Regions from separate parts of the Homo sapiens genome. Here region 1 is linked to region 2. Evidence: read pairs that join two places in POLR2A ChIA-PET (ENCODE). Cell type or tissue: HepG2. All regions are shown on one strand. Links, peaks and the distances in the headings refer to the core of each region. The heading gives the core; the rest is flanking DNA.

Evidence for each region. Peaks named below come from ENCODE experiments on the same cell type or tissue, not always from the same donor. Only the 100,000 strongest peaks of a DNase experiment are listed, where the experiment ranks them.
Region 1: POLR2A ChIA-PET joins it to region 2 with 42 read pairs; 32 of 35 experiments call an interaction of 5 or more read pairs at or near these places.

Annotation. Positions count from the first base shown.
Region 1 is chr14:22,991,128-22,999,446 of GRCh38, reverse strand. C14orf93 (chromosome 14 open reading frame 93) reads left to right here. Exons shown (of 7, transcript NM_021944.4): 2 at 45-1,020; 3 at 3,179-3,499. The coding sequence starts at 424. It overlaps AJUBA-DT (AJUBA divergent transcript), which reads right to left. Exons shown (of 3, transcript XR_007064074.1): 3 at 1,017-2,273. Among named protein-coding and RNA genes, the nearest start is that of AJUBA-DT, 11 kb to the right of the region's middle. In HepG2, for the core only: a CTCF peak has its summit at 4,537 (motif pointing left); a DNase peak (open chromatin) is centred at 4,556.
Region 2 is chr14:23,053,320-23,061,638 of GRCh38, reverse strand. It overlaps CDH24 (cadherin 24), which reads left to right and starts at 4,119. Exons shown (of 13, transcript NM_144985.4): 1 at 4,119-4,236; 2 at 5,782-6,106; 3 at 6,286-6,580; 4 at 6,773-6,892; 5 at 6,966-7,133; 6 at 7,311-7,498; 7 at 7,890-8,143. The coding sequence starts at 5,906. It overlaps ACIN1 (apoptotic chromatin condensation inducer 1), which reads left to right. Exons shown (of 19, transcript NM_001386863.1): 17 at 17-341; 18 at 455-555; 19 at 2,165-3,075. The coding sequence ends at 2,491. It overlaps LOC105370705 (collagen alpha-2(I) chain-like), which reads right to left and starts at 3,979. Exons shown (of 2, transcript NR_169511.1): 1 at 3,597-3,979; 2 at 2,990-3,354. RefSeq lists an enhancer at 1-3 and silencers at 3,890-4,039, 4,120-4,239. In HepG2, for the core only: CTCF peaks have their summits at 3,420 (motif pointing right), 4,000, 5,302 (motif pointing left) and 7,060 (motif pointing right); DNase peaks (open chromatin) are centred at 3,428, 5,308 and 7,029; H3K4me3 peaks cover 1,876 bases; H3K27me3 peaks cover 588 bases.

The DNA of each region.
Region 1 (8,319 bases), core at 158-8,157, 62 kb after region 2:
GAGACAGATCTACATTTTCTTCCTTAATCTTCTAATCTTTCCAGATGCCGGAAGGTCCTTCTGAATCCCTTCCCTGTTCCTTAGGTTGCACTAGTCGGGGGTTCCATGCTGGGGGGCAGAAGGAATGCTCTCTACCGTCTGAAACCGTTCATCAGGAAGGCCTTGATTTGTGATGTGCTAGGAGAGCACAGGATCTGCAAATAGAAGGCACCTGTCTCCCTTCTGCAGGCCGAGGAGAGGCCGCCATGGACTGTGTGCTTCTTCATGGCTTGTTTACTCTTCTTTCACAGACCCTACAGCTTGGGGCCTGGGCTCCTCTGACCATCCTCATTGAGAAAGGAAAGTGAGTCCAGAGAAGTTGATGCTTCCTACCTGTTGGAGCGGCCCAGCAGTGTAAGCGTGGTTGTTACTGCCCCATCCGCCATGTCCTTCAGTGCCACCATTCTCTTCTCCCCTCCCAGTGGCAGCGAGGCCAGATGCTGCTGCTGCGCCTGTAAGAGTGAGACTAATGGAGGCAACACAGGCTCCCAGGGTGGGAATCCTCCTCCCAGCACCCCCATCACAGTGACTGGACATGGCTTGGCTGTTCAGAGCTCAGAGCAGCTCCTGCATGTTATCTACCAGCGGGTCGATAAGGCAGTGGGTTTGGCTGAAGCTGCTCTGGGTCTTGCCAGGGCCAACAATGAGTTGTTAAAACGTCTCCAGGAGGAAGTGGGTGACCTGAGGCAAGGGAAAGTGTCCATCCCTGATGAAGATGGGGAAAGCCGGGCACATAGTTCCCCACCTGAGGAGCCTGGGCCTCTCAAGGAAAGTCCCGGGGAAGCCTTTAAGGCTCTGTCTGCCGTGGAAGAGGAGTGTGACAGCGTGGGCAGCGGCGTGCAGGTGGTGATTGAGGAGCTGCGGCAGCTGGGAGCAGCCTCAGTGGGGCCTGGGCCTTTGGGCTTCCCAGCAACTCAGAGGGACATGCGGCTCCCAGGGTGCACGCTGGCTGCCAGCGAGGCGGCCCCCCTGCTCAATCCTGTGAGTATGGCAGCAGAGGGCTATTCCTCCTAGGTGCTTTTCCTGGCTTTTCACTCTTTTTCCTTTCTGTTCTTTTCTTTCCATCTTTAAACCTTTTGTTTGTATTTGTGATAAAGCAAAACAGTACCACGTTTCCTTTTCCTTCAGGGATAGTCAGCTCTATTTTCTTCCTGAACCATCAGCTTCTTTGGCAGAAGGTCATTTTTTGCTGTGTGTAGTGATGGGGTGCCCTTCCCTCTCTCTCAGTAGCTCCGCATGGCACCTTCTCTTCCACAGCTGTCTCGGCTGCTCCATGGACTCTGCCTCTCCTGGCGAGGATGCCTGCCGTGCACAGACGGCTCATTCATATTTTATCGCAGGCCCTCTGCTTGCCAAGAGGAATTCAGTACAAAGAGAGATGGGAATGTACAGGGGAGAGAGGCAGAGGTGGAGAGAGGAGGAAAAAGTGAGAGGACAAAGATAAAGATAATAGAAGACAAGTATAGGGAGGGAAAGAGACAAGTAGAAATGAAGGGCTGAGGGAGGAGAAAAAGTGAAAAAAGGGAGCACAGAAGAAAGGTGAATCTATGTGGAAAGAGAATCTACACCACGGGAGAGAGACTATGAGGTAAGGCGAGGGGGAGGTAGAGGAAAGGAAATAAAATGGGAAATGAGAAAAAGAAATGGCCAACTGATTGTTAACAGTAAGAGAATAACATATAGGGAGAAAGAGGGAAGAAAAGAAGGAAGCAAGCAAGCATATTTTGTGAGCAGGAAAAGACATAGATGTACATTGTGCTATTTCAGTTTCTTTACTGCTTAAGGGCCATATGAGCAGGAAAATCCTGGCTGAGTAGAGTAAGAACTGCAGAATGTCACACATGGAAGTATGAAAAGGAGATGGAGCAACTATAGAGATCTTAGAGATAGGAAAATAACAGATGTGGTGCCACTTGAGAGACGGTTGGAGTTCTGTCAGCTCTCCACCTTATTCTCCGTCTGTCCTCTCTTTTTCTCCTCCCCCCACAACAAGACATAGACACCCAGTAAAGAGTAAAGGAGCAGAACACATGGAGTAGATGGGAGGGATGAAACTCCCAGCCCATCTGCTGGATCTGAGAAATGAATACATAAACCCCTCTCTCCCCCTCCAGTGTAACACAGCAACTGGTCATTGCTCTCCTGAAGGCACAGCCATATGGGTAATGGCCACTGCTGCTCACCCCAGTCTGTGGCTGGTCAGGACTCTCCGTGGTTCCAGCTCAAGGGAGGACCTGGAAGGTGGGAGGCAGAAAGGTACCAGGCTAGGCATTGCCCTGAGCTGTGGGTTCTTTGAGGCAGGAAAGGCTTCCAAGCCGACAGGATGGAATTAGATTTCACAGCGCAGAAAGCAGCTCACAGGTCTATAAATCTCAGCCTCCTCCCCCGCATCTTTCTGTGTGTGTGTGTGTGTGTGTGTGTGTGCGTGTGCGTGTGTGTCCCCACTTTCAGTATTTTGTTTTCTTGACTGCAGAAATCCCCCCTCCTTTCTTCCTCCCTCTCTCCCTTGCTCCCTTCTTCCTTTCCCGGCTCTGTATGTCCTTGAGTGAGGGCACAGGCAGTCAGGTAGATGTCAGGGGCTATGACAGTCGAATGTGGCCGGGGCAGGATCAAGGTGAGGGCATGGACTGACTCTGGGAATGGAGGATAGGTGAGGGGAGCTGTTGCTGCCAGTCTCTCTAGGGATTTCTGACTTTATGTCTTCCTCCTTTGCTCATTTGTCTTTTATGTCTCCTCTTTATTGCTGTTACTGTTTTATTTTCTTACTCCTTCTCTTGCTTGGTTTCTTTCTTGTCATCACTTCTTCACCCAGTCCTTTCAGACAAAACACTTATCTAGCTCCATTTCTTATATCCAAGAGCTATCCATAAATGACTATTCACCAACAGTGTCAGAAACATGCTTTCTCCTTGTGAGCAGCCCTATGGTAACAACCCAACATGAGAGGCCCTGTACACACAAGAAATATTTGCCCAACACTCATAGGAGTCCCAGAGAAACAAGCCATTGACCATTAAAGACTGTGCTAGAGTTCCCCTTCTTTCCACTTTCTGTTCACTATTCTTAGCCAAAGAATGATGGTTAACCAGGTTCCCCTAAGCCTGGCTGGCTAATAGGCTATTATTTTTTATGTTCTTAGCTGGTGGATGATTACGTGGCCTCTGAGGGTGCAGTACAGCGAGTTCTGGTCCCTGCTTATGCCAAGCAACTCTCACCAGCCACACAACTGGCAATCCAGCGGGCAACCCCAGAGACAGGACCAGAAAATGGAACCAAGCTGCCACCACCCCGCCCTGAGGACATGCTCAATGCCGCTGCTGCGCTGGACAGTGCCTTGGAAGAGTCAGGCCCTGGGAGCACTGGGGAGCTGAGACACTCTCTAGGGCTGACCGTTTCCCCATGCAGGACCAGAGGAAGTGGGCAGAAGAACTCCAGGCGCAAGCGGGATCTTGTACTCTCTGTGAGTGAGCTCAGTTTCTATAAATTTTTCTTCAGTCTGGAGAGATAAGTGAAGAGTGATGGGTGGGTTGATTTTAGGCCTCCCATATTGAATGAATGCTGTACTGAATCCTACCAGAGTGGGAGGGATAAGGAGAGAGGTTATTCTGTAACACTAGGGATAGGAAGTCCCCTGCTAAACATCAAGCTTTTAGGCTTTTCCAGATAATGTGATATCTTCCTTTATATCACATCTCCTGGTGTTCTTTTTTTTTTTTTTTTTTTTTTTTGAGTCAGAGTCTCACTCTGTCACCCAGGCTGCAGTGCAATGGCATGATCTCAGCTCACTGCAACCTCCACCTCCCAGGTTCAAGCGATTCTCCTGCCTCAGCCTCCTGAGTAGCTGGGATTACAGGCACGTGCCACCACCCCCAGCTAATTTTTGAATTTTCAGTAGAGACCAGGTTTTGCCATGTTGGTCAGGCTGGTCTCGAACTCCTGAGCTCAGGTTATCCACCCGCCTCGGCCTCCCAAAGTACTGGGATTACAGGCGTGAGCCACCATGCCCAGCCTTCCTAGTGTTCTAATAATCCTGATGAGAAGATCTTTAAGGGATTGAGCAGATTGGTCACCAAAGGGTAACTCTGGAAATTGCCTGCAAATTAAGCTAGTGTGCAGAGTAAGTGACAAGGGGCACCTTGGGTGGAAAAGCAAGTGAAGCTGTCCTGAGGTGGTCTCAAGCTTCAGAGATGCAGAGAGTCACTAGACCTTCAGCTCAGTTATAGAGGTTTGGAGATTCCAGTCATTCCAAGAGCTCTTAGCCAGGAAGGGACTGGCCTGAACCAGGTCTGCCTGAACACTTCTTGGCGTGGCTGGGAGCCCAAAGAACATCCTGCTGAGCTGGGAGTCCCCATCCTGGCAGCTGACCAAACCTAGAGAAGTTCTAGGGCAGTAGTTCTCAACCTGGGGTGATTTTACCCTCAGGAGACATTTGGAAACATCTGGAGACGTTTGTGATTATTACAACTGGTGGGTGGCCGGGGGCAGGGGAAGGAGAATGCTACTGACATCTAGTGGGTGTTCTGCTAAACATCCTGCAGTGCACACGACAGCCCCCATAACAAAGAATTATCCAGCTCAAAATGCCAATAGTGAAGAGGTTGAGAAACCTTCTTTAAAGTGACCACAGTCTTTGGGATCAACTCTGTACCCAAAAACTTCTTTTTTTTTTTTTTCTTTCTTGAGACAGGGTCTCACTCCCATTGCCCAGGCTGGAGTGCAGTGGTGTGATCATGGCTCACTGCAGCTTCGACTTCCCAGGCTCAAGTGATCTCCCACCTCAGCCTCCCGAGTAGCTGGGATTACAGGCATGCACCACCATGCCTGGCTTATTTTTTGTATTTTTGTATTTTAGTTGCCCAGGCTGGTCTCACAAAAGCTTTTTTCTGACAACTGTGGGGATATTGTTTTTAGTCTCGCTCTGTCACCCAGGCTGGAGTGCAGTGGCGTGATTTCAGCTCACTGCAAGCCTCCCAGGTTCAAGCGATTCTCCTGCCTCACCCTCCCGAGTAGTTGGGATTACAGACTTGCACCACCACGCCTGGCTAATTTTGTATTTTAGTAGAGATGGGGTTTCACCATGTTGGCCACGCTGGTCTTGAACTCCTGAGATCAGGCAATTCACCCACCTCGGCCTCCCAAAGTGTTGGGATTACAGGCGTGAGCCACCATGCCTGGCTGGAGATATTCTTTAGCCATACAATGTTCATATTGACTATAATGAGTTTATAGTTACAATTTGCATAAAAGCAGGATTTTCCATCACTTCCATTCCACTTGTGCCTGCTGCCTCCAGAGAGAGGTACAGCATTGAGGCCTGGCTTCTTCCTTCCCTTAGGAGAGTGTGGTGGAACTGAAGACCTGCAGGAAGGACAGTATCCTCACTCACCATCATGCTCTCTCTATTCTGTGCTTGAGAAGGATCTGGAGGACTAGTCAGGGAGTTCTGCTGCCCATCATGGAGGAAGGTTTAAAATGTTCTTGTGGCAGACTGTGGGTTTAGAGGGGGAGGGACAGTTATTCCAATCTTTAGCTCTGGGACAGAATCAAAGAGGCATCTCTCCAATCTGCTGAGGCTCTTGAGGATTGCTGCTAGGGATCCTGTGAACCAAAAGGATCAAACCAGAATTCTTAATTCCTTGGAATGCTGCAGATCCCAGCCACTCCTTGGGGAAATATTTTTAGCTTATTCAGGAGGTAGGTGAGCCAACAGCCTTTACAGTCCTCACACTTATTGTCTAGAGTATTTTCCCTTTCCATGTCAAGCCTGTTTTGATTTTTATCAGCTGATCTCTTCCAAGCCACTTGAGTTGGAAGCTTTGTAACTCCCTTTTTTCTTTCCCCTTTTTTTGTTTTTTGTTTTTTTGAAACTCTCCCAAATACTTTCTGAAACATTCGCCCACTCCTTTGTGATTCCTTAAGTGTGGACTACTAAGAGGTAAAATAACTATGTTGAATATGCAGCTAGTATAATAATGGTCCTTTTTACAGAGTGGAGACCCTAGCCATAAAGAGTTGACAATACTTTCCTAAGTTGGTATGGTGAATCAGCCATAGAGGTAGAAGGATAAATTGGGGATTTCTGAATATGGAGCTGAAAAGTCCTTGGATCAGGATATTAATCTGTCAGTTTGGGACTGGGTAACTTCCACTGACTGAGGGAGCTTGGGATGAAAATACAATCAGAAACAACTAAACTTAATTGAAGGACATGTTAAAACCCTGCATTAGGGCCGGGTGCGGTGGCTCACGCCTGTAATCCCAGCACTCTGGGAGGCCAAGGCGGGCAGATCACCTGAGGTCAGGAGTTTGAGACTAGCCTGGCCAACATGGTGAAACCACGTCTCTACTAAAGATACAAAAATTAGCTGGGCGTGGTGGCGTGCGCCTGTAATCCCAGCCACTTGAGAGGCTGAGGTAGGAGAATCACTTGAACCTGGGAGGCGGAGGTTGCAGTGAGCTGAGACCACACCACTGCACTCTAGCCTGGACAACAGAGCAAGACTCTGTCTCTTAATAAATAAATAAAGCTGGGCGTGGTGGCTCATGCCTGTAATCCCAGCACTTTGGGAAGCCGAGGTGGGTGGATCACGAGGTCAGGAGTTCAAGACCAGCCTGGCCAACATGGTGAAACCCCATCTCTACCAAAAATACAAAAATTAGCTGGGAATGGTGGTGCATTCCTGTAATCCCAGCTAACTAGGGAGGCTGAGCCAGGAGAATTGCTTGAACCAGGACCCTGGAGGCAGAGGTTGCAGTGAGCCGAGATCACGCCACTGCACCCCAGCCTGGGCTACAGAGTAAGACTCCATCTCAAAAAAATAAAAAATAAAAATAAATAAATAAATAAATAAATAAATATTTTAGGTGCTATTATGGGCAAAACTGGGAACAGATTTTGAAGCATCTAAGGCAAAACTTTTTCTTTCTTTTTTTTTTTTTTTTGAAACAGAGTCTCACTTTATTGCCCAGGCTGGAGTGCAGTGGCACGATCTCAGCTCACTGCAACCTCCGCCTCCTGGGTTCAAGCAATTCCTCTGTCTCAGCCTCCTGAGTAGCTGGGACTACAGTCGCACGCCACCACGCCTGGCTAATTTTTGTATTTTTAGTAGAGATGAGGTTTCACCATGTTGGTCAGGCTGGTCTCGAGCTCCTGACCTCAGGTGATCCACCCGCCTTGGCCTCCCAAAGTACTGGGATTACAGGCATGAGCCACCACGCCCAGCCGGCAAAACTTTTTAATGAGTAGAAATGTTCAACAATAGAATAAGCTGACTCAGAATGGAGAACTCATCATTAGATGGGTATAAACAAAGTGGAAAGACAGCCTGTTTAATGATGTGAAAGGGAGATTGGGTAATATAATATAGCCTCCACGGTCTTTTCCGATTCACGTTTCTGTTATTTTAGATTTCTGTTTTTCAGACCATGGTGTATATACTCCAGAGATTTGTGGTAACACATGAAGAAATACATAAAGCCACAGACAAACCCGGGGCTTTTGCCTGGGTCATCAGTTTTACTAGCAGATTCCAGAAGATGGCCAGGCACGGTGGCTCATGCCTGTAATCCCAGCACTTTGGGAGGCTGAGGCAGGTGGTTCACGAGGTCAAGAGATCAAGACCATCCTGGCCAACATGGTGAAACCCCATCTCTACTAAAAATACAAAAATTAGCTGGATGTGGTGGTGGTGCACCTGTAGTCCCAGCTACTCGGGAGGCTGAGGCAGGAGAATTGCTTGAACCCGGGAGGTGGAGGTTGCAGTGAGCCGAGATCCCGCCATTGCACTCCAGCCTGGCAACAGAGTGAGACTCTGTCTCAAAAAGAAAAAAGAAAAATTGCAGAAGACATTTTTATATTAAACAGGCCCGGTGCGGTGGCTCACACCTGTAATCCCAGCACACTTTGGGAGGCTGAGGTGGGTAGATCACAAGGTTAGGAGTTCGAGACCAGCCTGACCAACATGGTGAAACCCCATCTCTACTAAAAATACAAAAATTAGCTGGATGTGGTGGTGGTGCACCTGTAGTCCCAGCTACTCAGGAGGCTGAGGCAGGAGAATTGCTTGAACCCGGGAGGCGGAGGATGCAGTGAGCTGAGATGGCACCACCTGCCTTGGCCTCCCAAAGTACTGGGATTACAGGCATGAGCCACCGCGCCCGGCTGGCAAAACTTTTTAATGAGTGCACTCCAGCCTGGGTGACAGAGTGAAACTCTGTCTCAGAAAGAAAAAAAAAAAGAAAAGAAATACAAATACATTTTGAAGAAAAAATTTAAATGTG
Region 2 (8,319 bases), core at 226-8,225:
CCTCCTCTCCCCACAGCTGGATTATCACCGAGGCCTCTTGGTGGACCGTCCCTCTGAAACTAAGACAGAGGAGCAGGGAATACCACGGCCCCTGCACCCCCCACCCCCACCCCCGGTCCAGCCACCACAGCACCCCCGGGCAGAGCAGCGGGAGCAGGAACGGGCAGTGCGGGAACAGTGGGCAGAACGGGAACGGGAAATGGAGCGGCGGGAGCGGACTCGATCAGAGCGTGAATGGGATCGGGACAAAGTTCGAGAAGGGCCCCGTTCCCGATCAAGGTCCCGTGACCGCCGCCGCAAGGAACGTGCGAAGTCTAAAGAAAAGAAGAGTGAGAAGAAAGGTAGGTACTTAGCTATGGGGTACGCATACCCACTAGTAGGTGGGAAAGGGACCCAGATGGGATGGGACAGAGGGTCAGATGCATCATATCTGGTTCACTTTTTTCCACCTCAGAGAAAGCCCAGGAGGAACCACCTGCCAAGCTGCTGGATGACCTTTTCCGAAAGACCAAGGCAGCTCCCTGCATCTATTGGCTCCCACTGACTGACAGCCAGGTGAGTGCTCTTCTTCGTGCCCTGCTCCCTAGTGGCACTGAGGCTTGAGGTCAGGGTGAGGGGAGATTCATGTGACTGCGAGAGTGAGTCGGCCCAAGTACTTCCTAGGTTTAGGATAAACTAAGCATCACAAAAAGGCAGTTTTCAGTTAATTGGTATAACATAGAGAAACCAGACTCAGGAGGGTAAAGATAGACACGCAGATAGCAGCTGAAGTTTGTGGATGTCTGGGAAGCTGGCTGTGCCGACCAGGCTTCTTAGAACTTGATTTTAGGCCGTGCGTGGTGGCTCACGCCTCTAATGCCAGCACTTTGGGAGGCCGAGTCGGGTGGATCACCTCAGGTCAGGAGTTGCAGACCAGTCTGGCCAACATGGAAACCCTGTCTCTACTAAAAATAACAAAAATTAGCCGGGTGCAGTGGCAAGCGCCCGTAATCCCAGCTACTTGGGAGGCTGAGGAGGAGAATTGCTTGAACCCGGGAGGCGGAGGTTGCAGTGAGCAGAGACCGTGCCATTGCACTCCAGCCTGGGCAACAAGAACAAAACTCTGTCTCAGACAATTAAAAAAAAAAAAAGAACTTGATTGTATTTAGCTGAGAAATCGTGTTTTATAAATTCATTTCCCTGCTTTTTAAGAGTTTTTGCATCTTTAACTTAGTTTCTTAGTAATGGGCCTTTTGGGAATTTTAGGCTTATGCTACTCAAAAAAGAGATTTGTTCACATCTACGCTGACGGTAGGGAGCTAGGGAAATACCAAGGGCCAGGCATGGATGGTGCCAGTACCTGTCAATGTGTGTAAAAGTTGAAACTTGGTGGCTAGGCATGGTGGCTCATGCCTGTAATCCCAGCACTTTGGGAGGCTGAGGTGGGCGGATCATCTAAGCCTCCATCTAAGCCAGGAGTTTGATACCATCCTGGCCAACATGGTGAAACCCCATCTCTACTAAAAATACAAAACTTAGTGGGGCATGGTGGCAGACACCTGTAATCCCAGCTACTAGGGAGGCTGAGGCAGGAGAATCACTTGAACCTGCGAGTCGGAGACCACAGTGAGCCAAGATAGCACCACTGCACTCCAGCCTGGGCGACAGAGTGAGACTGTCTCAAAAAAAAAAAAAAAAAAAAACTGGCGGGGCGCGGTGGCTCACGCCTGTAATCCCAGCACTTTGGGAGCCTGAGGCGGGCGGATCACGAGGTCAGGAGATCAAGACCATCCTGGCTAACAACGGTGAAGCCCCGTCTCTACTGAAAATACAAAAAAATTAGCCGGGCGTGGTCGCGGGCGCCTGTGGTCCCAGCTGCTCAGCAGGCTGAGGCAGGAGAATGGTGTGAACCCGGGAGGTGGAGCTTGCAGTGAGCCGAGATCGTGCCACTGCACTCCCAGCCTGGGCGACGGAGCGAGACTCCGTCTCAGAAAAAAAAAAAAAAAGGCTGAAACTAGGAGGGAGAGAGGTGCTCTAAGAAAGACAGGATGCAGTTGTTGAGCCCCCAACCCCTTCCTGTTTAACTGAAAAGCTGACCCTGAGCTAGGAGGCAGGGTCCAGGCACAAATGGAGGCTGTGACCAGGACTGAGCTGCCTATTCTCTGCCTTTCCTACCTGGCTACAGATCGTTCAGAAAGAGGCAGAGCGGGCCGAACGGGCCAAGGAGCGGGAGAAGCGGCGAAAGGAGCAAGAAGAAGAAGAGCAAAAGGAGCGGGAGAAGGAAGCCGAGCGGGAACGGAACCGACAGCTGGAGCGAGAGAAACGTCGGGAGCACAGTCGGGAGAGGGACAGGGAGAGAGAGAGAGAAAGGGAGCGGGACAGGGGGGACCGAGATCGGGATAGGGAAAGGGACCGAGAACGAGGCAGGGAAAGGGATCGCAGGGACACCAAGCGCCACAGCAGAAGCCGGAGTCGGAGCACACCTGTGCGGGACCGGGGTGGGCGCCGCTAGCTGGGAAAACACTAGAGCTGCAGGTACCAGCCACTCGGCCCCAGGGGGTTATGGCCACAGAGGGATAGGCACAGTCTCCACCACCCTGGAGCCAAGGGTCTTTCACATCACCTATCCCTACATACATACCAAATGGAAAAGTGGCCATCCTTTTCCCCCCAAACACACCCCCTTAACCTATCTCTTGGGACTTAGCCCGACCCTCCCTCTCATTTCCCATTAAGTCTGAGAGGCAAGAGCTAGGTTAGGCAAGGAGGTGGTTGGCCAGAGATGGGGAACAGCCAGGTGCCCCAGTCCTCTGATTTTTCCTCCATCCTGCTTACCACCTCCCTGGGTACTTACAGCCTTCTCTTGGGAACAGCCGGGGCCAGGACTGGGTCACCTATGAGCTGAATCAGCATCTCCTCCTGAGTCCCAGGGCCCCTGCAGTTCCCAGTCTCTTCTGTCCTGCAGCCCTTGCCTCTTTCCCACAGGTTCCACTTTATATCCACCTTTTCCTTTTGTTCAATTTTTATTTTTATTTTTTTTATTATTAAATGATGTGGTCTATGGAAAAAAAAATAAAAATCTGACTTAGTTTTAAACTGTGTGAGTGGCTTTCTTTGGGCAGGTTAAGAAGCCACTGTGGATATCTGAGCGTGGACATCTGAGGATATCTGGAGTAGGAGTTGCTCTCATTCCATGTGTTCCTTTAGGCTGACTGCTTCCTGCTTATTGAACTTCCCACGTCTTTTATCCCCTGCCTTGGCCCTGACCAACCCAAAGCTGTGGACCTTCCTCATTCGGGAAGGCATGGAGCAACCTGTGTCCGTGGCGGCACCCCAGCAGGGCTAGGAGGGTGGGTCCTCTTCTGGTTCCTGGTCCTGTGCACGGTTAAATTAGGGGTTTGGTCACCTGCCTGCCACCTTGGTGCCTCCCACAACTACCACCAGGGGGCGGCAGCTCCTCGCTCTGTTGGCCCCTGTAACCGAGCTTCCCAAGAAGGGTTCCACTGCCCGCCTCCGACCTCCCGCCGATGTCGTGCCTCTGTTCCCGACCCGCTCCCTGGGCCCGGGCCTCGGACTCTCTGGACCCTTCTGCCGTCCTTAAGTGTCCCCCAGCTGACCTGCTACCGTGCTTTGCATGGGCTCTCAAAACGCCGCCGCCTTGCAGCTGGGATTCCATCCACACCAGTCCCAAAAGCCAGCCGGGAACCGGGAGCCCGGAGCCGGGTCTCTCCGCAGTGGGCTCCGAATTCCCCACCTCACCGCGCGCTCGCCCGTTTTCCGCTGCGGGCGGGGACTGGCAGCTTCGCGCTCCCGGGTGCACCCGCCCCGCCAGCTCTTCGGAAATGGCCTGGCGCCGTGGCCTGGACGTCCTCCCGCCCGAGTGCCCTGCCGGGCGCTGCGGGCCCGGTCCGGGAGGGGCGCCGCATCTGTATGCGCCCCGCAGCCCAGGAGCGCCGAGGGGGCGGACGCGCGGCGCCGCCTCCGCCCCCGCCCCCGCCGCGCGGGCCCGGCTGGCCGGGGAGGGTCGGAGGCTGGGCTCTCCTCTCCCGCGCGGCGCGGAGCCGCCTCGCTCCTCCGCAGGCGGAGTCTTCTTCCCCCGCCCCCTCCGTCTCGCTCCCTTGTTCTCGCCGGGGCCGCTCAGACCTGCAGCGGAGCCGCGGCGCCCGCTCCAATCGGCTCGGGGCTGTGCCCCCGGGACCCGGCGACGGGGGCGGGCGGGGGCGCTTCCCGCCGGCCTGGGCCCCTCGGCAGTGCCAGGTAAGGGCGCCTGCCCCGGAGCAGGGGTCGGGAATCCGCGGAGGGGTAGGAGGGGGCCCGCAGCCTGCGGGGGTCTTCGGAGGGGTGCGCTCCGTGGCTGGGAGCCCGCTGCCGGCTCCCTTCTCCCGCGCTCTGCCTCTTTCCCTTCTCCCCTCGCACCTCTCTCCCTCTTTCTTCTCTCGATTTCTCTTCACCCTTCCTTCTCTGCCTGTTTGCCTTCCTTATCCCTTCCCTCTGTCTCCCCAACCCTTCCCTCTCCCTCTTGTCCTTTTTCCATCTCCTCTCCCTCTTTGCCTTTTTCTTTCTCTACCTTTCTCCCCTTTCCTGCCTTTCTCTTTTCTCTTTCTTGCTCTCCTTTCCCTCCCTCTCCTCTCCCCTTCCTGCTATCCTGTTTCCCACTCCTCTATCCCCTTCCTTCTCGCCTCCTCATCCCGCCTTCTCTCTGGTCCCCAGCCTTCCTCCGGTTTCCCCCTTCCCTCGGGAGCAAAGGGACTGTCAGGTGTGTGTCTGCTCTGAGGGAGGAGGGGCAGAAGCCACAGCTACCTGAGGGGTCCTCCCCCCCGCCCCTAGGAGAAAGGAGAGCAGTGGGAAGGGTCTCCTCTCTAGCTCCCTTCCCGTGGCCCCTCCCTGCCTCCACCCCTCCTGTCTGCTCCTTCTCCCAGAATTAAGTTCCCGAGGCCTGGCTTGACACCCCCGAAGCTGAGGTCTGCCCCTGCCTGCCCGGAACTGCCCCCGGTGACCCGTTTCCAAGCCTGGCCCCTAGGACTCCTCTCTGCCTTCAGACACCCAGGCTGCTGCCCTGGTCTCTCTCATTCTGTCTCTTGCCACTGTTCTGTTTCTGTCTCTCATCCAGTCATTTCTCTGCCGGACAGTCCCTGAGTCAGTCTAGCCGTCAGTCATTATCTGTCTCTAGCCTCTGGGTGGACCTCTCTCCCCGGTCACCTCCCCCTGTCCCCCACCCTGTATCCTCTTCCTTCAGCTCTGGCTCCCAACTCCTGTCTCACGAGCCCAGTCCCCCTTCAAGGACTGCACTGGCAGCGTGGGCTGGAGACAGGGCCTGGAGAGTGGGGCTCCCCCTTGTGGGGAGGGACTTTCACAGACTCTCAGCCCTGCCTGAGGCTGCACTCCTTGTCATCTCATGCTGACCCTAGACACCTTAAGGCCACACCTCCATGAATCCCAACTCCGTAATTTTAAGCCCTTTCTCTGGTAGCCCCGCCTCCTCCAATACCTGGCTACGTGCCCAACCTGGGAGGACAGAGACCAGATTTGGGATTCCAAGCCCTCCCAGCATCCCCTCTCCTGTGTTCCTCCCCAGTTCTCTACTCAGAGTTGACTGACCAGAGATTTATCAGCTTGGAGGGCTGGAGGTGAATACATGCAGAGCCTGGGTGGAGGAAGGATCAGCCTCTCTGCTCTCTGTCTTAGTCTGAGTTCTGGGCAGTGGAGTGTCTGGTTCCTTGGAGGTCTGGTCTTCAGCATCTAATTTTGCGGGGGAGGAGGGCTAGGGGTTTCCTTGAGCCTGAGCAGCTGCTTGTCCTGCAGGTGTGGATCCATGGGGTAGCCTCAACGCATCTGCCCCTCCACCCCAGCCAGCTCATGGGCCACGTGGCCTGGCCCAGCCTCAGCACCCAGGGCCAGTGAACAGAGCCCTGGCTGGAGTCCAAACATGTGGGGCCTGGTGAGGCTCCTGCTGGCCTGGCTGGGTGGCTGGGGCTGCATGGGGCGTCTGGCAGCCCCAGCCCGGGCCTGGGCAGGGTCCCGGGAACACCCAGGGCCTGCTCTGCTGCGGACTCGAAGGAGCTGGGTCTGGAACCAGTTCTTTGTCATTGAGGAATATGCTGGTCCAGAGCCTGTTCTCATTGGCAAGGTAAGGATGACCCCTCCCATGTCTACTCTGACACCAAGCCCTCAGGCCCTGCCCTGCAACTTCATCACTTCTGCAATGACCTTGGTCCCTCAGGACTCCCAACGCTCTACCCAAACCTAGACTCTTTAACCCTGTCTCTGTACTTGGAGCCCTCTGCCATCTTTTCGTGACCCCTGCAGCTGCACTCGGATGTTGACCGGGGAGAGGGCCGCACCAAGTACCTGTTGACCGGGGAGGGGGCAGGCACCGTATTTGTGATTGATGAGGCCACAGGCAATATTCATGTTACCAAGAGCCTTGACCGGGAGGAAAAGGCGCAATATGTGCTACTGGCCCAAGCCGTGGACCGAGCCTCCAACCGGCCCCTGGAGCCCCCATCAGAGTTCATCATCAAAGTGCAAGACATCAACGACAATCCACCCATTTTTCCCCTTGGGCCCTACCATGCCACCGTGCCCGAGATGTCCAATGTCGGTGAGCACCCCAGCTCTGAATGCCCCAGTTCCCGTCTTCTGGAGCTCTCTCACCTCTCCTTCCCTTCTTGTTGTCTGCCCCAGAACCTGCCCCCTTCAATTCAGCCTCCCTCGTATCTGCATCCCCCCCCATCGGTTGTTCTTCCCCATCCTTCCCTGCTGCTGCTGAATGGCGTGCTGGCATCCCCCACAGGGACATCAGTGATCCAGGTGACTGCTCACGATGCTGATGACCCCAGCTATGGGAACAGTGCCAAGCTGGTGTACACTGTTCTGGATGGACTGCCTTTCTTCTCTGTGGACCCCCAGACTGGTGAGGATGGAGCCTGGGAGCCCGGTGGGGCAGCCAAGGGGACAGACACCCTCTGACCAGCATCTCTCCCTAGGAGTGGTGCGTACAGCCATCCCCAACATGGACCGGGAGACACAGGAGGAGTTCTTGGTGGTGATCCAGGCCAAGGACATGGGCGGCCACATGGGGGGGCTGTCAGGCAGCACTACGGTGACTGTCACGCTCAGCGATGTCAACGACAACCCCCCCAAGTTCCCACAGAGTAAGGGGCCATTGCTGCCACCTGAGCCATCCTTTGATCACCCCACCCCTACAGTGTCTGGAGAAACCTTCCCTCCTCGCCTCCTCCCCAGCCAGATCCTGGGAGAATAAAGTGCTGTGGGGAGGGAGGAGGGCTGGGGACCTCTCTGAGAAGGTGTCTCCCCTCTGTCATCCCAAGGCCTATACCAGTTCTCCGTGGTGGAGACAGCTGGACCTGGCACACTGGTGGGCCGGCTCCGGGCCCAGGACCCAGACCTGGGGGACAACGCCCTGATGGCATACAGCATCCTGGATGGGGAGGGGTCTGAGGCCTTCAGCATCAGCACAGACTTGCAGGGTCGAGACGGGCTCCTCACTGTCCGCAAGGTTAGCCTCCTGCCTGTTAATGCTTTCTCTTAGACCTGCCTCCTGCCGACCCACAGGGCACATATTTAACTGTTCTTCTAGAACAGACTCAGGATCTCTCTGTTGGAGCTTAGAGATCATGGTCACCTCCTCATCCTTCAGATGAGGCCCTGGAGCTTAGAAAGAAGAAGTGATAGCAAGTCTATGAGGGAGCTAGGGGCAGACCTAGAGTTCCTAAGTAATCTGCTGTGCATCCTGACCACCAAGGCCACTGTCCCTCCAGTGCCACCTCTCCTCACATGAGGACTGAGCACTGCATGCATGTGAGGAGGGGACTTGTCACCTTCCAAGAGCCTGGGACCTGCCCTGGTTTCCACATGCCTCACTTTTTCTCCCTCTCCCCTCACCATAGCCCCTAGACTTTGAGAGCCAGCGCTCCTACTCCTTCCGTGTCGAGGCCACCAACACGCTCATTGACCCAGCCTATCTGCGGCGAGGGCCCTTCAAGGATGTGGCCTCTGTGCGTGTGGCAGTGCAAGATGCCCCAGAGCCACCTGCCTTCACCCAGGCTGCCTACCACCTGACAGTGCCTGAGAACAAGGCCCCGGGGACCCTGGTAGGCCAGATCTCCGCGGCTGACCTGGACTCCCCTGCCAGCCCAATCAGGTAGGTGAGCTGGGATGTGGGCTGGGGAGCCAGATGGCAGGCTCTTCCCACCCAGAGAATGAGTAAATGTGCCCCCTACCTTATAGCAAATCACTCATATCCCAGCAAAAGCCTCCCTCCCTGCAGCTGGGCTTGCTGGTCTGCAGGCCTGGGTGCCAGGGGAGAGCCGGAGGGCC